Regions from separate parts of the Homo sapiens genome. Here region 1 is linked to region 2. The links are chromatin contacts, found by Hi-C in ENCODE. All regions are on one chromosome and are shown on one strand. The core of a region is the stretch at or near the end of the contact, and the rest is flanking DNA. Distances in the headings are between cores, read along the strand shown.

Evidence for each region. Hi-C counts contacts between places; a loop is a spot of excess contacts on that map. Pooled maps may share reads with other maps.
Region 1: a loop to region 2 is called in a pooled map, with 1.8 times the contacts of the local background. The contact joins the promoter of PLXNB1 here to the promoter of KIF9 in region 2. A Hi-C loop is called at or near these places in 1 of 50 pooled maps.

Annotation. Positions count from the first base shown.
Region 1 is chr3:48,427,453-48,431,379 of GRCh38, reverse strand. It overlaps PLXNB1 (plexin B1), which reads left to right and starts at 1,294. Exons shown (of 38, transcript NM_001130082.3): 1 at 1,294-1,372. RefSeq lists an enhancer at 347-1,340 and silencers at 1,581-2,180, 2,261-2,340.
Region 2 is chr3:47,280,586-47,284,928 of GRCh38, reverse strand. It overlaps KIF9 (kinesin family member 9), which reads left to right and starts at 2,130. Exons shown (of 21, transcript NM_182902.4): 1 at 2,130-2,434. It overlaps KLHL18 (kelch like family member 18), which reads right to left and starts at 1,985. Exons shown (of 10, transcript NM_025010.5): 1 at 1,835-1,985. The coding sequence starts at 1,963. RefSeq lists enhancers at 2,002-2,391, 1,607-2,806.

The DNA.
Region 1 (3,927 bases), core at 45-2,544, 1.1 Mb before region 2:
CAGGTGGGGACTCGTTCACTGGTGCCTGTGCAGAGCTCTCAGAGCCTGTGGAGTCAGGAGTGTTTCCCATAAGGCATACTTTCTTCTTGGAGCCTGTGTTCAGTCTTGGGCAGTGAGCATGGCCCAAATGCCCCCCACCCCAGGTTCTCAGCACCTGGTCCCTCAGTCAATCTATCCTTGGCGAGTAATGGCTCCCCAGAATGGCATGGGATGGAAAGACCCCTGTGCTTAGAGTGTTCACATTCCTTGTAGGGCAGGAGGTAGCGTATCTGTGTACAGATGAAAGGGGTTGTGGGGTTTGGAAGTCCCAGTTTCCTCTGGGGTGAGATAGGTCCTGAAGTGTGTGCTTGGATGAATGGATTTGGGGAGGGAGGGATTCTGTGCATGTGGAGGGGGCTGCTACAAGCTACATAGGCAGGAAAGCCAAAGTGGGTGAGGGACTGGGGCAGACTGTCCTGGCTGGGGTGGTGATGGGTGTGGGGGAGTTGTGCAGAATGATGTCACAGGCCCGGGGTGCCAGGTTGGCAGTCTGAGGTCAGAGGCTAAGGGTGAGGGATCCAGGGAGGGATTGCTATGCTGGTGCAGACAAGGTGCTAAGCACCTGGACTCAGGTGCTGGAAGTGGGAGTGGAGGAAAAGGGGTGACCTGACAGGAGACCCTTGATAGCTGGTGGGAGGTGGGAAGAGGGTGTCTCTAGCTCTAGGGCAGTAGCCAGTGTGGATGACCTGAACCTCCTGATTGAGGCTCCCCTAGCCTGTGGAGGCCTTGGAGGCTTTCAGATGATGCCTGTGACGTTTTTGCCTCCCAGGAAGCTGTGCCAATGGCTTTGAGCCAAAGTCCTCCAAAAGTCCTAATAGGATGGGCCAGGTTCTGGTCCTGAGTTAGCCGTGGGCATGCCAGGGTGTGAAGGGCCCTGCACAGGGTACAAATGGTCCCCAGGAGAGAACCTTTCTGCCAGCGTTTCCTCCCGCAGAAGGCCCAGGTGTTTGCCAGTGAGGGAGCCCAGACTTGCCCAACGCTTCTCAGCTTGGGGTGGGTCCAGGTCTGGGTCCTGGGCTGGGAAGAAAGGAAGGAAGTGAGCCCTTGCTTGTGCGCCTCTGCAGCCCAGGTTCCCTGCCTTCACAGCCCCGCTAGAGGTGGGATCACCCCCACTTACTGGTGAGCAAATAGGCTGGGGGGGGTTGGTGTCAGGTTACATGGTTTAGTTGATGGCGCAAGCCCAGGTCCAAAGCCCATGCTCTTCTCAAACAGCCAGAGGTGGGGGCCGGAAGGAGGGATTGGCTGTTGGGGAGTAGTGGGAGCAGGGGCGGTGAGCAGGGGCGGTGGGCAGGGCCAGGTGCGCAGGGGAGAAACAAGGCGCCTTGGAGTTCAGGTAAAGAAAGTTGGGGAGGATGACCACCGGAGCCGGGTAAGGAAGGGAAAGGGAGCTCCGGGCGCGGGGCGAGGCCGGGCGCTGGCAGAAGAACGGGTCGGGCTGGTGAGGGACTCGGGTGCTACCCGGCTCTGGACGGGCGGGAAGAGGCCGGGACGCTGTTCCACCAGCACCTGCGGGTGCGGAGCGCGACCCCCCGCCTCGGCTCCTGGCAACCAGGAAAGTTCCCAGTTCCGGTTCCAAGGAGGCGAGCAGGTGAGGCCGACGGGGCGGGGCGGCTCTGGCTCCCGGGGTTCACTCCTCACCCCTCCGGGCGACCCGCGTTGCCATGGCGACCGCCGCGGTGCAGCCCGCCCCCGCCCTCCCCCGTGCGGGAGGGGTCGGGTCCCCAGCCCTCGGCCGATGCGGAGCCCGCGGGGCTGGAATGCGGGGTCCCGGGCGGTTCGGGGCCGCGCGCCCGGCTCTCCGGGCTGCTTCCGGCCTGGCCCGGGCGGCGGGCGGGGGGAGGGCAGCCCGGCAGGCGAGGGGGAAGGAGCGGAGACGAGCCCGGCCGACGCGGCTTTGTCTCCTTTGTTCCCGGCGGTGGCAGCGCCGCGCGGGAGGGGCGGGCAGCGGGCGCAGTTTTCCGCCCCTCGGTCTCCGGGTAACAGCTGCGGCTCCGCCAGACCCGGGGAGAGGCCGCTGCGCGCGGAGCCCGAGCCCGGAGCGGCCGACGCCCGCCTCGGCGCGCACATCCCGCGGGGCCCGGCCGGGTGGTGAGTGCGGGGCTCGGGGCCAGGGCGGCGAGGAACGGGGCTCCCGAGGTGGAACGGGCCGGGGCCCCGATCCCGCCGGGCAGGGGCGGCCTGGGTGAGTGGTGGGCGGCTTTGGTTTTGAGAGTTGGGACCACACTTCTCCGCGCGAAGGGAAACTCTGGCGACTCCGCCTGGAACGCGATTGGGAGACTGAGGAGGTGGAGCTGCTCCTCCGCGCCCCCTCCTCGCCGTCGCCGCCGGGGACCGGCCGGCCCCTTCCCCGCCCTCCCAGGGCCAGTGATGGGGTCCTCGCCTCGGGGTCTGGGGGTTGGGGAGGGTCAAGGACGAGCCGAGTGGGGAGGTCGGGGCTTCCCCTCAGTAGTAACAGCCCTTTCTGGCTGCTCCCGGTGGGACTGACAAAGGCGGACCTCGAGCCTCCTGACCCCCGGGCGGGTGGGGGGGACCCTCCTCTCCACACACAGACATATTAAGTGGGTGATCGATGAGCGCCTTGGGTCATCGCAGGTGCCTGGTAAATGGTGGATCTCCCCACCCCTCCTCAACACACAGAAAACAGGGCGGGCAGCGGGCACCACTGCACTGTCAATGAATAACTCACCTCTGTAGTGAACCCTGGGAGCTGAGCAGGAGGGTGAAACGGGAAGGCCGGTTTCCCACTAACTGGCAGGCAAGGCAAATGTGGGCTGTCCTATGGCCCCTCTGCAGGTGCGGAATGGCGGGGTTTGTGAGCCCCTTTTGTTGTCGAGGACAGCTCCACGGGGGTCCGGGAGGTGCTTGCTCTACAGACAGAAGTTGGGCAGTCTTGCGCCCCCTGAAAAGGTTCAGAGTAGGGTGGCCCCAGAAGAGACTCCAGGGCATGTGTGGGGGAGCACTGGGCACAGGCAGAGTTAGGCTTTGGCTGTGAGTCTGAGCAGGGCCTCAGATATTGGGAATGGGCAGGAGATCCTGGCTGTGTAAGTTGGGGATGTGAGGTCTGGTTCTAGATCAGCCTTTTCAGTCTGCCCTGGCCTGGTCATTAATAAAAGTGGGGCCAATGTGTTCCCTTTGAGAGACCAAGTGGCTTGGAGGGATTGTGGGCCCCCTATCTCCCCTACTTGTTGGGTTTTCTTGGGTGTGAAATGGGGGTTCGTTCACCATACAGGGAGCATCTGGTCTGTGCTGAAGTCTGTGTAAGTTGCTGGGGCCTCTGAATCAGAAGCCATACTCCCTGCCTTCAAGGAGCTTCAAGTCCAGAGTAGGAGGGTGGAACAGGGAGAAAGGTGACCCTGGTTGGCATCACTAATGCCAGGCACACACTGTTTCATGTTTACTGGTCAGAGCAATCCTGCCTCCCATTGTACAACTAGGAAATCTGAGGCTCGGAAAGCCTGAGGCAGAGCGGCCGTGCCTGTCAGGGTGGTGGCTAGGTGTGTCCATTCTGTCCACCGCATGCAGCGGCCTCCTCAGGAGCCTGGGAGGACAGGGGAGGCTCCCCAGGGAGAGGATGGTTGGTGTAGGAGTTAATGGGATAGCGAGGGAGTGGGCATTCCAGGCAGCGGCAAGAGCCTGTGCAGCGGTTGGAGGAGCCAAGCAGCCTGCAGTTCAGGCTGGCAGGAACGAAGGGCATGTGTGGGGGAGCACTGGCATGGATCGGGTGGGAGAGGTGTGGACTGGAGGGGTAGGCCTTTATCCCTCCCGCTCTGGGGTGCCCCAGAGGCTCTTGGGGGAGGGGTGTACTCAATTCTGCTCAAGGAAAGTCCTGAGAAGTTGGGAGTTGGGAGGCTAGATTGGAGGGGCTGGGAGCTGCTCAGTGGCCTGTGG
Region 2 (4,343 bases), core at 881-3,380:
GAGACTGGCTTGAAGCCAGGAGGTGGAGGTTGCAGTGAGCCAAGATCATGCCACTGCACTCCAGCCTGTGCCACACAGCGAGACTCTGTCTCAAAAAAATAAAAATAAAAGCAAAAAAACCGAGGCTTACAGAGATTAAGTAACTTGCTCAAGGTTACAACTAGGATTTTAATCCAAATCCTTCTGCTTTCAAAGCCATACTCAACCATCCTACTCTACCATCTCCAGAGGTCTGACTCAACTATGTTGCAGAAGAAAAGTTTCCTTAACCATGTAGAAAATAAGAAGAGCAGGCTGGGCGCGGTGACTCACGCGTGTAATTCTAGCACTTTGGGAGGCCGAGACAGGCAGACTGCTGAAGCTCAGGAGTTCGAGACCAGCCTGAGCAACATGGTGAAACCCTGTCTCTACTAAAAATAGAAAAAATTAGCCAGGGGTAGTGGTGCGCGCCTGTAGTCCCAGCTGCTGGGGAGGCTGAGGCAGGAGAATCGCTTGAACCCAGGAGAGAGAGTTTCAGTGAGCCAAGATAGCGCCACTGCACTCCAGCCTGGGCAACAGAACGAGACTCCGTCTCAAAAAAAAAAAAAAAAAGAAAAAAGAAAAGAAGAGCAAAAGAATCTCTGCATAGTTTTATTTTTTCTTTTATTTATTTATTTGTGTGTGTGTGTGTGTGTGAGAGAGACAGAGAGAAATAGGAGAAATAGGATCTTGCTGTGTTGCCCAGGCTGGAGTGCAGTGGTGTGATTACAACTCACTGCAGGCTTGACCTCCTAGGCTCAAGCGATCCTCCCACCTCACCCTCCTGAGTAGCTGGGACTACGGGCACAGGCTACCATGCCCAGACAATTTTTTATTATTTGTAGAGACAGGGTCTCCCTACATAGCCCAGGCTGGTCTCCAATTCCCCCACTCAAGTGATCCTCTCGCCTCTCAAAGTGCTGGGATTACAGGTGTGAGCCACCATGCCTGCCCTGTTTGTTTTTTAAACAGGGATCACGCACAGATGCTGAGAGCTTTCCAGCTAAAGCCCAACAGGGAGCCCCACTGATCATCTCCCCAACCGGACGTCTCCACATGGTTCGGTGGCTTGGCCAGGCAGCAGCACAGCATGCCTCTTCCTCATGAAAAGACCCAGGCACAGGAGGGAGGCTGGCTCTAGCGACCAGAATGCTGGTGGGGAACAGGTGGTTAAGATATCTTTCCCTCTTAATATCAGTCAGCATCCCTCTCCCCACGCGGCCAGCAGGCCCAGCCCCGGGGACCTTTGTGGTGGTGAGTGGTGCCTTCCAGTATGGGGCAGGGTGGCTTCCCACCTCAAAAATTTTCCAGAGAAGATTTTAAAAGCTCTTAAGAGACAAAGTAGTAATTCAACAATTAAGGGCAATGATTCCTAAGGAGAAGCCTTCTCTTCTAGAACAGCACAGCCAAGTTCGACAGGCACAAAGAAATATCTGTAGTGACAAGAGAAGGTTCTTCAGTGGTGCCCATCAGCATGTGGAGCCGGCCACCGCCCCTGCCTCCATAGAAGGTAAGTCCATTTTCTCTTGTCTGCATGACAGAAAAAGGAGGCTGTCACCCGTGTCTCCCACTCCAAGGGCCTAAGCGGCGCACCTCTCAACCTTTCCTTTCAAGGGCTGAAAGGTTGTCCTCTTCCTCTCCCCACTCGGCCCCGATCCCCTTTTGCTCGGCACCTCTCTCCCCACTACTCGGCCCCCCTCACACCTCTTCTCCCCACCCCTCTCCCTGCTAGACCTCTCTTTCTCTGTCCCCCGCCCCTTTTTACTCCCCGCTCGACCCCTTTTCCCTCAGCCCGCTGCCGCCCAGTCCGCGGTACCTTGAGGGTCACGTCGCACAGCTTGCCCTGCCGCCGGATCTCCTCCATGACGCCGTAGCCGCGACTAGGCAACTCAGACACGGAGAAGTGCACCAGATCCTCCAGCTCCTCCGCGCCGTCCTCCACCATCTTCCCCGGCCGCTGCAACTGCGCAGGCCTCGCCGGCCGGCTAGACACTAACCAGGGCGGGGCGATAGCGCACGCCGACAGCCGCTCGGAGCGCGGAGCAGCAATCGGACGGGCCTCCGCGGCCGCCGTAGTTGAATCTCCTCGGCGCCGGAAGCCCCGCCACTCCGCTTCCTGGTTCATGTGCGGCCTTCGTTCCCTCGCTATCTCGACCTTGACTTCGCATGTGCATCCGCCGAAGTCTTTCTAGATCAATCGGCCCCATCTCTCGTCTTCCCGATTCGGCCATGACCTCACCCGTATCCTCGACGTAGGACCTCGGACTTCATTTCCGCCACCCCGACACTTCCGGAATCCCCGGAAGCGACCCGTTGCCATGGCGACTATGTACACAGCCAGGCAGCCCCGCGTGGGGAGTGCAGGTGGTTTCGGTTGCGGCAGTCGCGTCCCGGGAGCGTCGCTGCCTGGTGAACGGTGAGCAGGGGCTGCTCGCCGGTGGGAGTGGGGAGACGGGAAAAGGGTGTGCGCCCGGACTGCTGAAAGTGGCTGGGGTCCAAAAACCGCTTTATCTGGGGGTTCCCAGCTGGGTCGCTCATCTCTGAAACCCAGGCGAAGGAGGGCTCGACGTCGCGGGAGTCCTTTCAACCTGACCGCGGCTTACGGTCTTCGGAGCTAATGTTCATTGGTCCCACAAAGGGGTCCCACGTCGCGTCCAGGACATAGAGGCCGTGAGGCAGGGAGCCAGAGGTCGTCTGGACTCTTCCGTACTAGTCAGTTTTCGAACTAGAGGGGGCTTTGGGATCACCAGTCGGAGCCCTTCGTGTTACAGGTGAGGAAACCTCTCCAGAGAGGGACCGGAATGGGTCCAAAGCCCACTGCCGCCCAGGCTCCACGCGGGGGTCCGGCACATTGGGTGAGAAAAAGGAGAAAGTCTAGTTTTGCCTGCATCCTAGTCTTGTTCAGCCAAGGCCAGGTGCAGTTGGACCCAGTGTTTTGGATTCGGGTGTTGGTGCTGCCGCTACGGGTAGCTATGAGGGTTCCCCATGACAGCCCCTCATCTGGACGGGAGCACTGGAAGATAGGGACCCACCTGGTGCCTTCCACCCCACCAAACGCTCCCTTTCCTCTTGTCTAGTCTTCATGGCTGCTTGTTGCCAATTCTGTTCATTCCCACTAAAGACAAATGAGGAAACCTCGAGCGCCTTAACACAGAAGTCTCCTGGTGGCCATTCAGAGACTTGCTTTGTTATACCAGAAATATCAAAGGGTGGTTCCCCAAGGAGAGACATTCCCCACAAGGTCCTGAGGGAGAAAGGGAGGGGGCCGGGCGCCGTGGCTCACGCCTGTAATCCTAGCACTTTGGGAGGCTGAGGTGAGCGGATTGCTTGAGCTCAGGAGTTCAAGACCAGCCTGGGCAACATGGCGAAACCCTGTCTCTACGAAAAATACAAAAATTACCCGGGCGTGGTGGTGCACGCCTGTAGTCCTAGCTACTTGCGGGGCTGAGGTGGGAGGATCGCTTGAACCCAGGATGTGGAGGCTACGGTGAACCGAGATTGTTTCACTGCACTCCAGCCTAGGTGACAGAGTGAGACCCTGTCACAAAAACAAATAAACAAAAAACAAAAACAAAAACAAAAAAAGCGTGTGGTGAGGTGCTGGATGTGGATTTTTGCACCTGGAAACCAAGTGTCCTCCTGGAAGGGCTGTGGGCTTTGGTTGGAGTTGTCATGGAAGGGGAGTGACATCATATGCCCCTTGGGACTCTCTCAGTAGTGACTGAAGATAGACCCACATATGAAGATTCAGCTGCCCTCTGACTTCCAGCCATTACCATCACCAACCACCGCCATTTCCTGAATACCTACTCTGTGCTGGGCTCTGCCCTGGACATTGTGAGGGGATTCAAAAGAGATAAAAAGCACAATCCTTGCCTTCAAGCAGCTTGTAATTTAATTTTGGGAACTGAAACCCACTCAAATGAAGCGACGTAAGAATGGTAACAAGCAGTATTTCAGTAAGTGCAAGATGGCATGGGGTCCCTAAATGTTTGGGTGTTAAAGGGCTGCTGAGTAGCAGGCTCACAAGACGGGTGTGCAAAGGAAGACTTTATTGCAGGTGGATATGGCTCCTGGCCTGCTTGGAGCCATGGTGTCAGCATGGGAGGGCCTTGGGAAGCATACATGGGGTGACTGCGTGTGCATGTGCATGTTGGCAAATAGCAGGGCAGAGAAGGGCCAGGCTCTGGAGGGAGAGTGATGCTTTTGCTTATTTGTTTTGTTTTGTTGAGACAGTCTCACGCTGTTGTCCAGGCTGGAGAGCAGTGGTGTGCCATCACTGCTCAAGTGATCCTCCTGCCTCAGCCTCCTGGGAAATTGGGACC